Linked DNA regions of Homo sapiens: region 2 is linked to region 1. A link is a loop called in an ENCODE intact Hi-C map of the cell type or tissue named here. Cell type or tissue: endothelial cell of umbilical vein. All regions are shown on one strand. Links, peaks and the distances in the headings refer to the core of each region. The heading gives the core; the rest is flanking DNA.

Region 1 (8,326 bases), core at 256-8,255:
TGTCTTTTGGCATCAGCTGCTTTCTTACAAATCAACATTGAGGTAGGGATTCTCGTCCACCTTATTTTTGCAGTGAGTCTCAAGGTTTTGGTACAAGGTGGGTGGTAATGGGCAAAAAGGCGTATGTGGGCAGGGGTCCCTAGTGGTGGCCAGCAGTCTCTGGGAGGAGTCAGTTTTGGTTTATCTGAGCCTTAGGGGACAGGAGAGCATGGTAATGAGAACCACATGGTACCACATATTTCTTCATCTTGGATCCAAGATGGTAGGGGTGGGAGGATGAGAGAGGGATGTGGGGCCTCCCACTGTGGCAGCCGTGGGTAATTTTCGGCCGCCTCTCTCTGGCTGGGGATGCTGCTGCCCACACCACCCCCAACCCCCAACTATGTCCTGCAGCAGCCTTGACCTGCACGCACCAACCAGGGCCCCCAAGCCAAGAATTCAGCTGGGAGACTTTTCACCTTCTTCCTTCTCACTGTCGTCTTTCCTGTTTATTTTCCAAATTGCTGCTCTGCAGCCGAGCAGTGCCTGTTGGCCAAAGCTCACCAGTGCTGTGGGATCAGACTCAGGCAGCGGGCTCAAGTGGCCAGCAGGGCACTGGGGGAGGAAGCGGGGAACTGGAAGAGCCTCCCTGTGCGTCTCCCATGGGCAGCACTAACCTCGGAGGCGGCCCTGAGCAGCCCTATCACATCCGGTGCTTGTCTCTGCAGCCGGGACCGGAGGATAAACTATCAGGGCTGTGGGGCAGTGCATCATTCCTCTTATTATTTTCTTCTCTGCAGATGGGGTCGTGGAAAGTTCAGTTCCTTTTAACCCTCGAAGTTCTGTTTATTCTACAGCTGGTAGCCTGAATGCCGCGTTTCCCATTACATCACAAAGGAGCTCAGGCAGATCTCTGCACAGAAACGTGTTGCAACTGTTTATTTTTTTCCATATTTAAACATTTCTGACAGCCAAACCCGGCTGAGCCAAAAGATGGAGCTTTGTGAATGAGTCTGGTTGTCGGTGTCTGCGCTGAGAGAGGCTTTAGAAAACTCGTCCCTCCGGTGATTCTTCCCAAACATGTTCTTTTTCCTGGGTAAAGCCTGTGAAGCGAGTTACTTCTGCAGTACACGTGTGTTGATTATGTGCCGTTGTGTGATTAATGGGGCTGTGTTCCGTCTGGTTCCCAGGACACTCTTGAAAACAAGATGTTTCATTTCATTGCCTTTTCCTAGTGCAATGATTACAGTAAATAAACCATTGCAGCCTCCTTCCACCTGGAGCCAGTCAGGGAGTTCCCATACCTCTGCTCCACTTTCTCCCCCACTGTCACCTTCGGTGGCATGTCCCTTGAATGCTTTCTTTTCTGCCATCTCCCAAAGATTCTTGGTCTCCAGGAGAAACAAATTGCTTAGATCTGAGGCCCCTCCCTAGTAGGACTCATAGGCAGTAACTCCACTGGGGAGATTCCAGGATGATTCTTCTTTGTTGTTTTTAGCAAGAGGGTCTCACTGTGTTGCCCAGGCTGGTCTTGAACTCCTGGCCTCAAGTGATCCTCCCTTCTCATGTTCCCAAAGTACTGGGATTACAGGCGTGAGCCACCACACCCCGCCCAGGATGATTCTTACAGCTCTCTTTACATATTGCCTCTTGCCACTCTAGCTCATGAATCTAATTGTGAAGCTTTTCTTTGTAATTCTCCTATGCATCTCTCTTCTTTTAGAGTAAAACTTAGCATCCATAGGATATTATCTGTTCCAGACTCCTGGTTAGGTGCTTTCCTGGAGAAGAAAGCCAAGTCTGTAGCCTTGGCAGGCCCTATATGCTTACCACAATTTGTAGTATCCCTGGGCAGGCCAAAAAAAAAAAAAAAAAAAAAAAAAAGCTTTATGGATCCTCAGCACCCACCAAAGCAGGAATCTGACCCACAGTCGATTTTTGACAAGTGATGGTGACAGAGAAATGAACCTCTTTTTTTATAATTCTATGCTGAAATTTCAATTAAGGAGAGCCAGACTTTGCAGTTTCAAGGTTTCTTCTCAGGTTCAGCCAGGACCTGGTGATACGCAATTAGGACAGCCAGCCATCCCAGTTTGCCCAGGACTGGGGGGTTTCTGGGGACGTGGGACTTTCAGTGCTAAAACTGGGACAGTCCCACACAAACCGGAATAGTTGATCACCCTGTATCTCACCTTCCACAAATGAGAGAAAGGAGAGGTGTGGAATGGCTGAGACAGCGCTGATGAATTGTGTAAGAGGCTTTACCTTCCTGTGAGGATCTTGATGGGCCAGGAATGAGGTTTTTGTTTGTTTGTGTGATTGGTTGATTGATTGATTGATTGCCTGCCTATATATAGGGAAGAGATTTCTAAAGCATTGTAGGAGGAAAACATGCATGACTCTTGCTGTATTGTGACTAGACCCTCCATGGCTGTGGCTGGAGGAGGAGAGGCTGGTGCTCAGTTGCTGTCTGTGTGGCATGTACTTGGCTGGACAGCAGTGGGGAATTCTGGGAGCAGCCACAAGCACTGGGTGTCTAGAGTGTTTGAGTAAGCGTCTCAGGCACACTGTCTGGAAAGATGACAGGACCCTGCATTAGGCAACTGAGTCTCCAAATTCTTTTTCCTCTCTGGTGAGGATTAAAAACTCCCCCTAATCAATTTCAACTTTGCATAAATCCACATACACATACCTCAGATTGCTGCCTTGGGCACAGTTTTGTTTCCTAGCATTTTTGGGGTATGATTTCCTGGCAGATGCCAGCCTAGACAACATTTGCTGCAAGTACTTCCCTGCTCACAAATACTGAGAATACTTTTTTTTACTGGTCCCTCTTTAGAGCTGCTCTTTTCTTACCTTATTTCTCACAGTGTTGCTGTGGATGTATGGTCGACGCTGGCTGATTTCTGTAACATACTGACTGCAGTGAATCAGTCTGAGGTGCCACTGTACAAGGACCCGGATGATGACCTCACCCTTCTTATCCTGGAAGAGGATCGGCTTCTCTCGGGCTTTGTCCCCTTGCTGGCTGCCCCTCAGGACCCCTGCTACGTGGAGAAAACCTCGGATAAGGTCAGCCCCAGGCCAAACATCCCTCCCCATTCGCCCCTCCTCTTAATTCTCCAGACTTTTTTATTCTTGGGAAGTTTTCTGTGCAAATGGAACATGATTAAGTCATTGAGAAGGGTGTTAAGGGAAAATATCGACCTTTTAGCCGCTGACATCCAGCTCTGTGTCCTGAAAAAAAAAAGCCCTCTCGACTTCCTTTGGTGTGTGTGTGTGCTTGCTGGCATGTTGTATATACGATCATTTCCTCACTTGTTTAAATAGTGCAGCTTGTGTTGGCAGTGCTCTCACTCAGCTCCAAATGGTTTGCATCATGCTTAAAGCACCCTCCTTTCTCCCCCTTCCTCCCCGCCCCCCTCCGCCACAAAGCTCTGCACTAGGAAAACAGCCAGGGCTTTTTCCCTTCTCTGAGGAGGAGAGTGATAAATAGGTGACTAGAGAGAAGCAGACACCATGTGTTAACTTAGAAAAAAAAACTTGTAGGAATATGAAGCATTCCCCACTGCCTGGTTTCTATTTTCCTTCCTCTGAGGACTGCGTTTTAACCTGAACGTTTTTCTTGCCTGTCTGTTTATAGAAAACAAAGCCGATTCCCTGTTGCGCTGTTGGAGACTGTGGAGTTCTTAGTCTCTGCTTATCAGTTGGGTTTTCAGCCAGGTAAAGAGTAGGGGTAGTCCAGTCGGCTTCACATTTCCCACGTGTAATAACAGTTACTAGGCTAGGGAAGTAGTAGCCACCGAGCTTGGGAGCGAAGTGCTGTGTGGAGGCAGGAATACCCTGTGACTGACTTCTCTGCAGAGTAGTGAGGATCACATCCCCTGGGGACAGGCCTTTGGGGAGGCTCCACAAATGTCTTCTCAGGAGGAAGTCTTTTGACCTACATGAAGTATATACTAGGGACATAGGGAGATGTTAAAAAAAAAAAAAAAAAGTAAAAATTCCAAACATGAGCCACAAATATGAGAGACTTTATGTAGAATATAAAGTCTTGGCCCGTTGCAGTGGCTCACACCTTTAATCCCAGCACTTTGAGAAGCGGAGACGGGCGGATCGCTTGAGCCCAGGAGTTTGAGACCATCCCTGGCAACATGAGAAACCTGTCTCTACAAGCAAACAAGCAAACAAACAGTTTTTAGTATAAAAGAGTATTTGTTCACTGTGGAAAATCTGGAAAACACACACAAATAAAAAGAGGAAAAATTATCCGTAATCCTTCTTTCTACCCAGAAGTGAGAGCACTGTTATTTTGCTGATCATATATAATCGTATTTAATTTATAGTACACACACACACACACACACACACACTCTTTCATTTTCAATAAAACTGGAGGTTATATTAATATTTATATATACTATTTGTTTTTATTTTATTTTATTATTATTATTTTTAGATAGAGTCTCACTCTGTTGCCCAGGCTGGAGTATGGTGGCACAATCTCAGCTCACTGCAACCTCTGCCTCCCAGGCTCAAGTGATCCTCCTACCTCACCCTCCCACATAGCTAGGACTACAGGCACCCACCTTCATACCTAGCTAATTTTTGTATTTTTTATAGAGATGGGGTTTCACCATGTTGCCAGGCTGGTCTCAAACTACTGAACTCAAGTGATTTACCTGCCTCAGTCTCCCAAAGTGCTGGGATTATAGGTCTGCGCTAACATGCCCAGCTGTATATACTGTTTGTAATCTGCTTTTTTCCTAACATTTTTAATATATTCTTATATGGAATCATTTTTATAGTTACCCAGAATTCTTTTATATTCCAAGATTTCTTTAACCAATCTTTGCTTTATTGAACCAAGAGAATGTTCCCAATTTTTTTACAGTTATGAATAGTGTATCAATTTCTTGTAGCAGAATTTGAGCATATATTCCCTTTGGTTAAATTGCTGTAAGTAGATTAAGGTTCTAGACATTGATATATCAAAAACTCATACTCTTTGGATGCACTTAATGGCTACTACATCTTGGGAATCAGAGAACCCTTCTTTCCCAAGAGGAATACTTACTTTTTGCCTTTCCAACAAAAACGTAGAGTGAAATTCTGCTCTTCTAGTCTCAGAATGGGAAAATAATGGGGATTTGTAGTATGTGAGGCTGAGGACAGCTAACAAGTTGTTTTATACATGTGGAAGATGTTGAGTTAGAAGAGAGACTGGATGACATGGCTTGGGCCAGAGGATCCCCATACTTTTCTTTGGTGATCACAAGGTGGTCTTGATTCCAGAGGATGCTTTGGGGAGTTCGCTATTGAAGCTGTCTTTTAGTGTGGGACAGGTGCTGAGTAGAAGAGTCCTAACGAGCTTCAGACTCTTCCTACGCCCCATCTTCATCAGCTCTCTCAGCTCTAGTGTCAGATACCACGTATGTGTTTTGGCTCGAGGAGAACACAGAGCCAGCAGACCAGCCCTCAGCCTATGTAGTGATCCACAGGCTACCTAGGGGGCAGTGGCGGCTCAGTGAGACTAAGGTAGGTCTCCACTTCAACGACTGTGAAATAGGTATGTCAAACCTAACATGTCCAAATCCAAACTCCTGAATCCTGCCCCACCCGCTGCCCGCCAACCTGGTCTTCCTTTACCCTTCCCCATCTTGGTAAATGGCAGCCTTGATTTTTGGGCTGCTTGTGTCAAAATGCTTGGGGTTATTCTTGGCACTTCTTTGTCACACTTCCATATCTAATCCATCAGCAGGTAATGTCTTCTTTACCTTCAAAACACACACAGATACAATTCTGTCTTCCCACTGCACCCTGGTTCAGTTCTCTGAAATGCCTTCTGACTGGTTGCTCTGGTTCCTTCCCCCTTCTACTCTTCAGTCTATTTTTAAAATATCAGTGAGATCATGTCATTTCTTAGTTCAAAACCTTCTGATGGTTGCTCCTCTCACTTAGAGGCCAAAGTTTTCACAGTGGCCTACGATGCCCTCCATTATGTGACCCCACCTTCATCCCACTCCCAAGCTCTCTGACCTCAGGTCCTCCTACTGTCCTTCAACCCAGTGTGCTCTAGTCACATTGACATCCTTGCTGTTCCTCAAACAAACCAAGCGCTCATGCCTCAGGGTCTTTGCAGTTGCTCTTTTCTTAACCGGAAACACTCTGTACTCGGCTGTGTGCCTCTCGCACTCCCTTCTATCACCTTGGTAAAGAGAGCTTCCCTGGCCACATCATATAATCATATAAAGTGGTACTCTGCTTTATTATTCTCCATCCACGGCAGGGGAAAATAACATCTCCTGAGTATCTATCATGTATCAGTCCCTGAGCTAGGTACTTCTGTACAGTATTTCGTTAAGTTCTCTAAATAAGCCTGCCATGTAAGTATTATTACCTCCTTTTTTTTTTTTTTAAGAGATGAGTCTCACTTTGTCACCCAGGCTGGAGTAAGTGGCACTATCATAACTCACTGCCACCTCAAATTCCTGCGCACAAGCAATCCTCCCGCCTCTGCGGGACCTCTTTCTCCCGGGTTCAAGCGATTCTGTTGCCTCAGCCTCCCGAGTAGCTGGGATTACAGGCACGCCACCATGACCAGCTAAATTTTTTGTATTTTGAGTAGCTGGGACTATAGGCATGTGCCACCATGCCTGGCTGATTAAAAAAAAAAAAAGTTTTGGCTGGGCATGGTGGCTCATGCCTGTAATCCCAGCACTTTGGGAGGCCGAGGCAGGCGGATCACGAGGTCAGGAGTCTGAGACCAGCCTGGCCAACATTGTGAAACCCCGTCTCTACTAAAAATAGAAAAAGTAGCCAGGTGTGGTGGCGGGCCGTGTAATCCCAGCTACTCGGGAGGCTGAGACAGGAGAATTGCTTGAACCCAGAAGGTAGAGGTTGCAGTGAGCCAAGATCGTGCCACTGCACTCTAGCCTGGGTGACAGAGCAAGACTCCGTCTCAAAAACAAAACAAAACAACACAAAACAAAAAAAACTTTTTTTGTTGTTTTTTAATAGAGACGGGGTCTCACCATCTTGCCCAGGCTAGGCTCAAGTGATCCTCCTGCCTCGGCCTCCTAAAGTGCTGGGATTATAGGTGTGAGCCACACCCTTCAAATTTTGTAAAAGAGGATACTGAGGCTCAAGAGAAAAGAATGATGATAAGCTCACATGGGTCATTTCCATGGCCAACCTAGGAGTTGAATCTTTAGGAACTCTTGACCTTTTAGAAATCTGCAAAAGCAGACCTAGCGTGATGGCTCACGCCTGTAATCCCAACACTCTGGGAGGCTGAGGCGGGTGGATCACTTGAGGCTAGGAGTTCGAGACCAGCTTGGCCAACATAGTGAAATCCCGTCTCTACTAAATTAGCCAGGCATGGTGGTAGGCACCTGTAATCCCAGCTACTCGGGAGGCTGAGGCATGAGAATTGCTTGAGCCTGGGAGGTGGAGTTGCAGTGAGCTGAAATTGTGCCACTGTACTCCAGCCTGGGTGACAGAGTGAGACTCTGTCTCAAAAAATAAATAAATAAAATTTTTTTAAAAAAAACCTGCAAAAGGGCCAGGCATGGTGGCTCACACCAGTAATCCCAATATTCTGGAAGGCCAAAGTGGGAGGAGCACTTGAGACCAGGATCTCTAAACCAGCCTGGGTGACATAGTGAGGCCTTGTCCCTACAAACAAGTTTAAAAACAGCCAGGTGTGGTGGCAAGCGCCTGTAGTCCCAGCTACTCAGGAGCCTGAGGCAGGAGAACTTTTTAAGTGCAGGGGTTTGGTGCTCATTATGATTGCGCCACTGCACTGCAGCCTGGGTCTCAGAGCAAGACCCCGTCTGAAAAAAAAGAAAGAAAAAGGAAATTTGAAAAATATAAACATTTCCTCCAGCTTCTAGTGTTCATTACTAGGAAATGTAAAACATATCTCCAGTGCTCATCAGTGGCAGCAACGTGAGCAGCTTTATTGCTGGTCGAGATTAGTCTCATGTTTGGTCCTGCCTTGATGCTTATTCTGCAGATACTTACGAAACACGTATTGCCAACACAGCCTGGGAGATCCAGACACATAAGGCAGGTATCTTCCTAGTTCGAGAGACAGTTTGTGCCATATATAAAGATGTGAGTGGCACCATAAGTGAATTTGAAGAGTTCTTGAGTTTTGTTGAGCTGGTAATACCCCGGTGAAGGCGTGCTTCAAGAGCACTGATTTGGCATTAACGTAATCATTGTATCTTTGAAGCAGAAAAGTTTTCACCTTATATGCCTTTGAGTGCAAATACTCTCTTTGTTCTATTCTTTTCTTCAGTAATTTCTGCTGTCCTGATACATTAGATCTCCATTCTTTGTC
Region 2 (8,326 bases), core at 296-8,295, 100 kb after region 1:
TATGCTCTGGATATGTAGAAAATAAAAAATAGAGTTAGGAAGGAAGAAAGGAAGCTGGCATTTATTGAGTTACTAATATGTGTCAGGCACTTTGCTAGGTACTTTCATATATAAGGTGAATGTGGAAATTTCCTGTGTTACAAAGCTTCTAATTTCTGTTGAAGACATTGCTCTGGCCAGAGAGGCTCAGGGATGAATGATTCTTCACCCTGTAGAGGGAAGGAAGCAGCCGCACTCCCTATGGGAGCCCCTAAGCAGAAGGAAGACCTCAGAAGGCCCTCTCCTGGTCTTGCTCTGCTTCATGATCCAGGTTCTCCAAGTGCCACACCTCCTGTGTCAGCTCATTGAATTGCTGTTACTTGTAATGTTCAGTGTCTCAGCTTGCAGCGGTAAGCATCATAAGATCATCTCCACCGTAGAGAAGGAACTTAACCTGCAAAAGTTTTTCCTGGAGACCCAAGCCTGTTAGCTTCCTCCTTAGGTATTATTGTATATGATCTCTTTCCCAGTTCTCTGCCAGCTTGCTCCAGGAAACTCCCATACCTTAGAGAAAGTTAGTTACTTAGCACCTTCCAGAAACAGAATTATTTTTTTCTTCCACATTTTATGCCAACTTGGGTCCTTATTGCTACCAACCTGATTCAGAGTGTCCGTGTGTTGCTTGGGTTCCAAGGGCACTATCCAGGGATCACTGTGGCCCAACCTCAGCTGCTGTTAGAAGGTTCCTGTGGAACTCTCCTTCCGGGTCAGCACGCTTGACTCCATGCCAGGGCCAGTCTGTCTGAACCACAGCATTCCGGTTGCACCCCCCTCACCCCCACCAGAGGCTTCTGCAGCTTTTTACTCATACAAACAAAAATAAACCTCACTACCGGCCTCTGAACTCTGCAGCGGCATGCTTCCCCTGCTCCCCAAGTGTCCCATGGCTGCGAGTGGGGACTTGGCACTCTCCCCACCGACATCACTTTTTCACTCCCTGCGCATCCTGTGTCCTCCTCTTACCGTGCGACCCAGAGATCGGAATGGGACGTGACGGCCGGCACAGGCGCCGTGCACAGCTGCCAGGAATCTGACGGGTAAAATCTGGAAAAGTTGGGAGGGCAGATGCTAAACACACACACACACACAGCGCCACTCAGAAAGGGCCGGAAATGCAGACACCCGTAGAAGGGTGCCTGTGGACTCCGAAGCCCTCCTCCGCCTGCCACTCTTTTTAAGGGGACTGAGCCAGTCTTGTGACCCAGGTGTGACCCCCCCCGCCCAGAGGCCCACCGGTACCCCAGGAGAAAAGGGAGCAGCTTCATCTCATCTCCTGAGACTCCATGAGGGCATGCGGGGAACAGGAAGCAGTTGTTTGGTGACTCACTGGGCAGAGCCAGGTTAAGGGAAGTTGTCTGCGGGCGTCCCTGGGACCGGATGATGGCAGCACAGCTCTGACCACCCTCACGGGGCTTGGCCCCACCCCACACCCAGGGAAGCCCCCTCTGAAAGGCTGCGGCCTATTCACCTTTCTAGCTGCAAGCCAGAGCTAAGAACCCGGGGAATTTAGAGCGTCTCTGGACCTCGCTTCTAGATTTTTCTTCTGTCCTGCCATCAGAACACACAGGTAGGCTCAGTTTGTCCCCAGCATCCCTCAGCCACCTGGCTTCAAGGCTCTCCTGCCTAATTGCCAGCAATAGAGGTAGGATGGTACCAGGGCTTAGGAGCTGACTGTTCACATAGGGTAAAAAAAAAAATGGCAGCCACTTCCTTGATAGAGTCAGACCAGGCTGGACGGTTGTTTCTCAAGGCAGGAGAACTGAGATGGTAGTGGACTTGCGGGGCAGAGGCAGAGGCAGAGGCGCAGTGCAGAGCCGGACCCCCAGCCCCTGTCACTCCAGCTGCCACTGCTCCCACGTCTCCCTAAGCCATGCTTGTTCTGTCCCTGCTCACCCAGAAAGACAGATTTGAGAGCCACGGTACCAGGAGAGCATGCCTGGCAACAGAAGAGCTAGACGGAGAGCGCATGGCCTGAGAAATGAGGAACGAGAGTGCTGATGCTCCTCCGCAAGAGGAGAAAGGGCAGAGGGGTTTACTGAACCTGAGCAGGGACCATTTCCTGTTCTTACAAACTGCCCAAGCCAGGTTTGTTGGAATGCCTGTCACCCTCTAGGTGGCAGCCCTATGTAGAGGGTCAGTGACCCCGCCTCCCATGGGAAGGTAGCCCGCAGTAGTGGCACCTTGCTCTCATGAGGTGAGATCAGTAGGAAGACTTCAGCAGAGCGGGCCCCTGAGCTGCATTTCTCATGCCTGCCAGCGTTCTGTAGCCTGTGCCTTTACCAGCTGTGGTGGCAGTGGCAGCAACAACTTACTCATAGGGAGAGGTCCCTGGCAGGTCACAGAGAAGCCACCCCCATCATTTGAAGGCATGCCCTTTCAGTTTTACTGTCATTGTCAGTGAAACCTGAGCAGCCTCCTCACTGACTGTTGGTGGCCAGGACCAGCACTGTGGGCCCCATCTCGGTTGGCACGCACGTCCACTTCCCCAGCCCTGTGCCTGCATCTGGGTCTCTGCAAGTTGCTCTGTGGCAGAAGGCCATGAGAGGGTGTGACAGGGCTGGGACCTGCCCTCCTGGCCCCGCCAGGTTTGTGTGGGTGCCCTCCACCTCCCTACTCAGGGAGCATGCTGTCTGGGCAGATGCCAGCAGATCAGTTCGATTCTTGGCCATGGTCCCCAGAAGAGGAAGCAGTGCAGTAGTGGCCATGTTCTGTAGTGGCAGACATACCCAGAGCCGGTCTCGAAGGGCCGCTGCCACACGTGTAAGGCTGTCAGAGAAGAAAATCAGGCTTTTGCAAATGTGCATCTCTCGGGAACTTCCCTGAGAAATGTGAAAGTCCACAGGGAAGGCAAGCGCTGGGCCACGTGCTTGGTGAGAGGTGCTAGAGGAGGCGGTGGGACAGTGGGGCCAAGGAGACTCTTCTGCTTTTATTCTTTTGTCTACTTTTTGTTTGGCAGTTTAGCTTGCACTAGTAAGCATATGACTAGGCTGTCAATTGCTTAGTACCACGATATGGTTGCTGAAGAAGAGGCTAAGAAAAAAAGTGACAAAGTCAGTTTAAAGAAAAACGTCGAGTAAATAATAGTGTAGCTGGTACAGATTCGTGGCAAAGGAGCAGAGGTAGAACAGAAAAGACCCGTGTTTAGGAAACTGCGCTGGTCAAGGGCAAGGTGGTGGGCCATTGTGATCGACCTGGGTGTTGCTCTTTGCAGACACATGAGTTGAGTCTTAATTCATCACATTGCACGGACTTCGGCTGCTGCTGCAGGAGAATTTCGTATTATTAGCTGTCAGTATCACTTTTTTGTATAGCCTTTGAGTTCAACTTCATTGTTCGTTGTTTGTTGTTGTTGTTTTTGTTTTTTGAGACAGGGTCTCGTTCTGTCACCCAGGGTGGAGTGCAGTGGTGTGATCTCGGCTCGCTGCAGCCTCCGCCTCCAGAGCTCAGGCAATCCTCCCATGTCAGCCTCCCAAGTAGCTGGGACCACAGGCGTGTGCCACCACACCCAGCTAATTTTTTTTTTTTTTTGTAGAGACGGGGTTTCAGCATGTTGCCCAGGGTATATTTTATTTTGTTTTGTTTTGTTTTAGCTACACAGTGAAGTAAGTCAAAATAACAGATTCTGTTTGCATTTTCATGTCTAGATTGAAAAGTACCTCCTCTGTAGGCTTTCTAGATAATGTATGTGAAACCACTTTCATATCTAAGGAACCTAATTCTCCCTTGTTGAATTTGAGTCCCAGTCTTACTTTGAGAGACCTGTTATGTTGAATATCCTCAGGATCCTTTCTCAGCCCTCGGCAGGGTTGTACCCATGCCATTCCCTGGGCCCCTTGAGCTCTGTTTTTATTGCAGTGCTATGCTCAGCCCTTGGGCCTATCCCTGAGACCCGACGGGGACTGGTTATTACTGTGGAGGGGAAGAGGTTCCTAGGGGCAGGATGCTGACACACCGTAGTGTCAGGGCCCTGGCTCACCCACCTGCTTGCCTGCTCGCTGTCTGGCTCATTCACCACTCTGTCCCCATAGGCTGTCCTGGAGGACCACAGTCAGATGAGGCAGATGGAGCTCGAAATCAGACCTTTGTTCCTCGTACCAGACACCAACGGCTTCATTGACCACCTGGCCAGTCTGGCGCGGCTGCTGGAGAGCAGGAAGTACATCCTGGTGGTGCCCCTCATCGGTGAGTCAGGCGGGAAGGGCAGAGCGGCCTTGCATGTGCACAGCAGCCCCCTCCACACACGCCCCACGGCCTGGGGGCCAGGCAGGCAGAGCCCTGCTGTGCGTGTGTAAGATGGGATTTGCAGGGGAGTAGGGAACGCGTGGGGCAAAGAAAACTGTTTAATAATCAAAGTAGTTCACATTCTCATGGCTGATCCATGGCTTAAACTGCTTGAGCAAATGGACTCCTGTGTCCCAGCAACCAGAGGCTGCATGAGCCCAGCCCTTGTTTTTATCCTTATAAAGCTTGCAGTAAAACAGCAAAGCTGGTTCCCGTTATTGGTAAACACTCAGCCCTGGCAGATAACGGCAGTGCTGCTGGGTGGTCTGGCAGGGAGGCTGGGAGGATTTTGAAGTGGTTAGATGCCTTTGGTCTGATTGTCTTGTAGCTTTTCATGATCACTCTGTTGGTTCGAGGTAGCATTCTTCTGGCCAGTGTCACCCTAAGGCTAGGCCAGCAGGAACCCTCCAGAGCAAGCCCTTGGCTCATGCCTGTGGATTCCTACCACTTGGGCCCTTACCACTGTCTGGGCCTTGGTGCTGGTGCAGGGTCAGCATCTCAGGACCCAGCTAGCTTGCTTTCCCACCCTCTAGCCAGAGAGGCCCAGCTGGGCCGTCTCCACGGGACCGTCTGGGTACCCTTAGTTCTTGGAGCTCTGTGGTGGGTCAGCCTCAGGGTGGGCTCTGGGCTCTGGGCTCATATCTAGCTGATGGCCTCTGTGGAGGGAGAGAGTCTAGGAGATGATTGGGAGGCCCAGGCGTTTGCACATCCCCTTCTCAGCAGCTACTTGGAGCAAGTTTGAGAGCCTTGTCTTCTGGAAAAGCCACCAGACTGGCAGTCTGCCTGCCAAGCCACCTTTGACATCCATGCCAAGATGTTCCATTGGGCCTTCCCTCCCAGTCCCAAGTGTCTTAGTGCCAGATGGGGGTGGAAACAAAGGGCAGGAAACATCCGCCCCTGCAGAGGCTGCAGAACCCTGGGGGGTTGTGGGAAACACGTTAGCACCACCTGAGAATGTTGGCACCGAAGCAGCCCTCCTCCCTGCCTCCACCCTCCCCGTCTTCCTTCCCCTCCCCATGTGGCCTGGCCAGAACCTCTTAAATCCAGGCCCTTAGACCTAAGGGAAGGCTTTCTGCTCTTCAACAGTAGAACAGTTTCTGTCACCAAGGCAGGGCAGCAGAACCATCACGTTGTCCCAGGCTTTCCCTTCTCCTCGCTGGGGCGGGCTGCCTTGCCGGGTCATATGTCTCTCTGCTTTCCTACCCAGGAGCTTTTCAGGGGAAAGAAAGTGTTTTGCTAGATGGTCAGGAAAGGGTACAACTGAAAGAGGCTGTGGACATCTCAGGAGCCCCCTAAGAGCCGTAAGGTGCCTCAGACGCCGTCCCAGGCTGCCAGGGTTTTTTGTCACCAGGACTGATCGTACCCCAGGCTGTGGGCTGAGTCTCCTTGTTCTTGATCCGGTGAAAGGCAGGCTGTAGCCCTTGGCCCTGAGGAGCTTAGGGTTTAGTAAGGAAATCCGGATTCGGTGGGGAGGGAGCAAACGCATGAGAAAACCCAGCAGATACATGCAGGACAAAGAGACGACGCCTAAGGGTGCTGGGAACTGACAGTTGTGCTACAGCCATACAGGCCAGCCTCTCTGGACCTGCCTCAGCTGGGCAGGCTCCTGGACTCTCCCAGAGGCTGTAAGAGGAGGGCTCCTGTTTACTGATGCTTTCCTTGGTAGACTCACGTCCTGTGCCCAGAGCAGCAAAGGGTTAAGCCGCCAGCTTTCCCTTCTTGTTTCTGGTGCTCTTTAACCTGCTCTGTGCTCCGCAGACCTGACCCCAGCGTGGAGAAGCCCCGCCTGGTGCAGAAGCACAAACAAGCTTCCTCTTTGAAGCCTGTTTAGTTTGGAAGCAGGAAAGCAGATTTTGGGATAGAATACCCGTTTTTCCTGTTTGATGTTGTTTGCTGTACCATACACCCATCTACCACTGCTTCCCAACCTCAGCCATGCACTGTGTGGACACTGCAGCCTCAGGGTGCCGAAAGCATGGGCATTGTGTGTGTGTGTGTGTGTGTGTGTGTGTGTGTGTGTGTGTGTATTCCCACATGGGCCCTTTCCAGAAAGTGTCTCCGAATACCCAGACAATGAGTGCCAGGCTCACCATGGAACAGCATGCTCACGCCGGCTCCCTGAGCCATGAATCACTGCGCTAAGGAGAGGCCTCAGACCCCAAACTCTCCCAGAGCCCCCGAGGAGCACATATTTCCCACTTGACCTCAGGCTTTTGGCTGGAATTTTGGAAAGAATCTTCACCAGAAAATGAAGCCATGTCCCAGACACATAGGGAGGCAGACAGGCACACACACACACACACACAGAGACATATACACACATGTACACACATACACGCATACACATACACACATGTACACACACACATACATGTACACACGCACACAGACACATACACGCACACAGACATACACGTGCGCGCACACACACACGTGCAGTATCAGAGAAGGTAGATGTGCCAAGGTTCTGGTCTTGAGAAATACCAGGGCCTTGCAAATGAGGCTGTGACTGCCCCTTCCTCCATGGTGACCTCCCTGCACTCCACCAGTGGGGCTGGGGGTAGAACTTTACCCCTCCTGGACTGCAGTGTGTGTGGGCCCAAGGAGTTAAGGAAGGACGCCTCCCTTTCCCTCGAGCTGCTGCATACCCTGGACTCTCCTGAGGGACCCTTTCACGTGAGTCCTGTAACCAAGGAATGCAATAGAGGGACCAGATTTCTTCCTCTAAATACAGCAGCTCCAGAAGATTCCTTTAAGTTCCTCCCAAGAGGAGGGCAGGGCCCAGGAGAAGAGACAGAAAGGGAGTAGAGCCCTGTGAAATCTCGAGACACTTCTTGCCCCCACAAGCTCCCCTCCGGCCCTAGTTTCATTGGAAGACTCCTGTGGGGGAAGGATGGATTCTGGTCTGGGAAGGTGTTGGCTGGGAAAGTGAATGGACAGAGGCCTAGGATGAAAGCTGATTGCTGAGGCTGATACCTTGTGGGGCTCTATCTCATCAGTGATCAATGAGCTGGACGGCCTGGCCAAGGGGCAGGAGACAGACCACCGGGCTGGGGGCTACGCCCGTGTGGTACAAGAGAAGGCCCGCAAGTCCATCGAGTTCCTCGAGCAGCGATTCGAGAGTCGGGACTCTTGCCTGCGAGCCCTGACCAGCCGTGGCAATGAACTCGAATCCATCGCCTTCCGCAGTGAGGACATCACTGGCCAGCTGGTGAGACCCTGTGGCAGGAAGGGAAAGCCCACAGCCAGCTTCCAGAACAAGGTCTCCAGGAAGGAAGGGCTGAAGGAGGCCCATCAGCCTGGGCAGCTGAGGGCCAGCCACCATGGAGGCCCAGGTGGGGGAGTTCCTTCTCCCCTAAGTCACTCGTAGCACAGTCAGATCAGGCCAGGCAGGGCCAGCGCATGCATGGGAGGGATCGGGGAGGTGGCCCTGCCCAGGGCCCCCGAGGCAGAGGATCCCTCCTCCTCCTCCACATGGCGCCCCCTTCTGCCCAGTGGTGCTTCTCACACACGTCTTCCTCCAGGGTAACAACGATGATCTCATCCTGTCCTGCTGCCTCCACTACTGCAAAGACAAGGCTAAGGACTTCATGCCCGCCAGCAAAGGTACAGCTTTGCCTCCGCCTTGGGATCTTCCATCCCCACTGCCCTACCTCATCCTACCCATCCTCAGCCCCTGAGAAGGGCTCCACTGACTCTGGCCTGGGAAGTCTAAGGAATCAGTGCTCAGGGCTGATGTATGCCTGAGGCCCAACCTCCCTGTCCTGGCTCCCCCAGCCCCAGGGAATGCCAGGTGCACCCTGGGCCAACTAGAGATGAGCCTAGCCCAGGAAGCCCAGCCCTAGGCCGCGAGGTTCTTCACCCCGCATGCATCCGTTTCCTTTCTTGGGTGTCCTCAGTGAGTTCCGTCTGACAGCAAGAATGTCTTTATGATTCACTGTAGCTGGTGCTGGCCATGGTCTCCCGAGCCCAGCCCTCTGCAGCTCTGAGGGCAGCCCCCCAGGGG

The links. Hi-C counts contacts between places; a loop is a spot of excess contacts. Peaks named below come from ENCODE experiments on the same cell type or tissue, not always from the same donor. Only the 100,000 strongest peaks of a DNase experiment are listed, where the experiment ranks them.
Region 2: it touches region 1 in a loop (4-fold over the local background); 48 of 110 quality-filtered maps call a loop at or near these places.

Annotation. Positions count from the first base shown.
Region 1 is chr17:2,167,383-2,175,708 of GRCh38, reverse strand. It overlaps SMG6 (SMG6 nonsense mediated mRNA decay factor), which reads left to right. Exons shown (of 19, transcript NM_017575.5): 13 at 2,850-3,051. Among named protein-coding and RNA genes, the nearest start is that of SMG6-AS1, 82 kb to the right of the region's middle. RefSeq lists an enhancer at 2,080-2,816. In endothelial cell of umbilical vein, for the core only: CTCF peaks have their summits at 548 and 5,465; DNase peaks (open chromatin) are centred at 728 and 3,278; H3K27ac peaks cover 4,124 bases.
Region 2 is chr17:2,064,673-2,072,998 of GRCh38, reverse strand. SMG6 (SMG6 nonsense mediated mRNA decay factor) reads left to right here. Exons shown (of 19, transcript NM_017575.5): 16 at 4,068-4,221; 17 at 7,320-7,531; 18 at 7,845-7,926. LOC107984988 (a long non-coding RNA gene) reads right to left here and starts at 1,403. Exons shown (of 2, transcript XR_001752757.2): 1 at 1,279-1,403; 2 at 35-1,083. RefSeq lists enhancers at 601-1,800, 2,171-2,230, 2,551-2,770, 7,135-7,888 and a silencer at 7,686-7,848. In endothelial cell of umbilical vein, for the core only: a CTCF peak has its summit at 7,797 (motif pointing left); DNase peaks (open chromatin) are centred at 1,368, 4,118, 5,248, 7,798 and 2 weaker places; H3K27ac peaks cover 7,844 bases.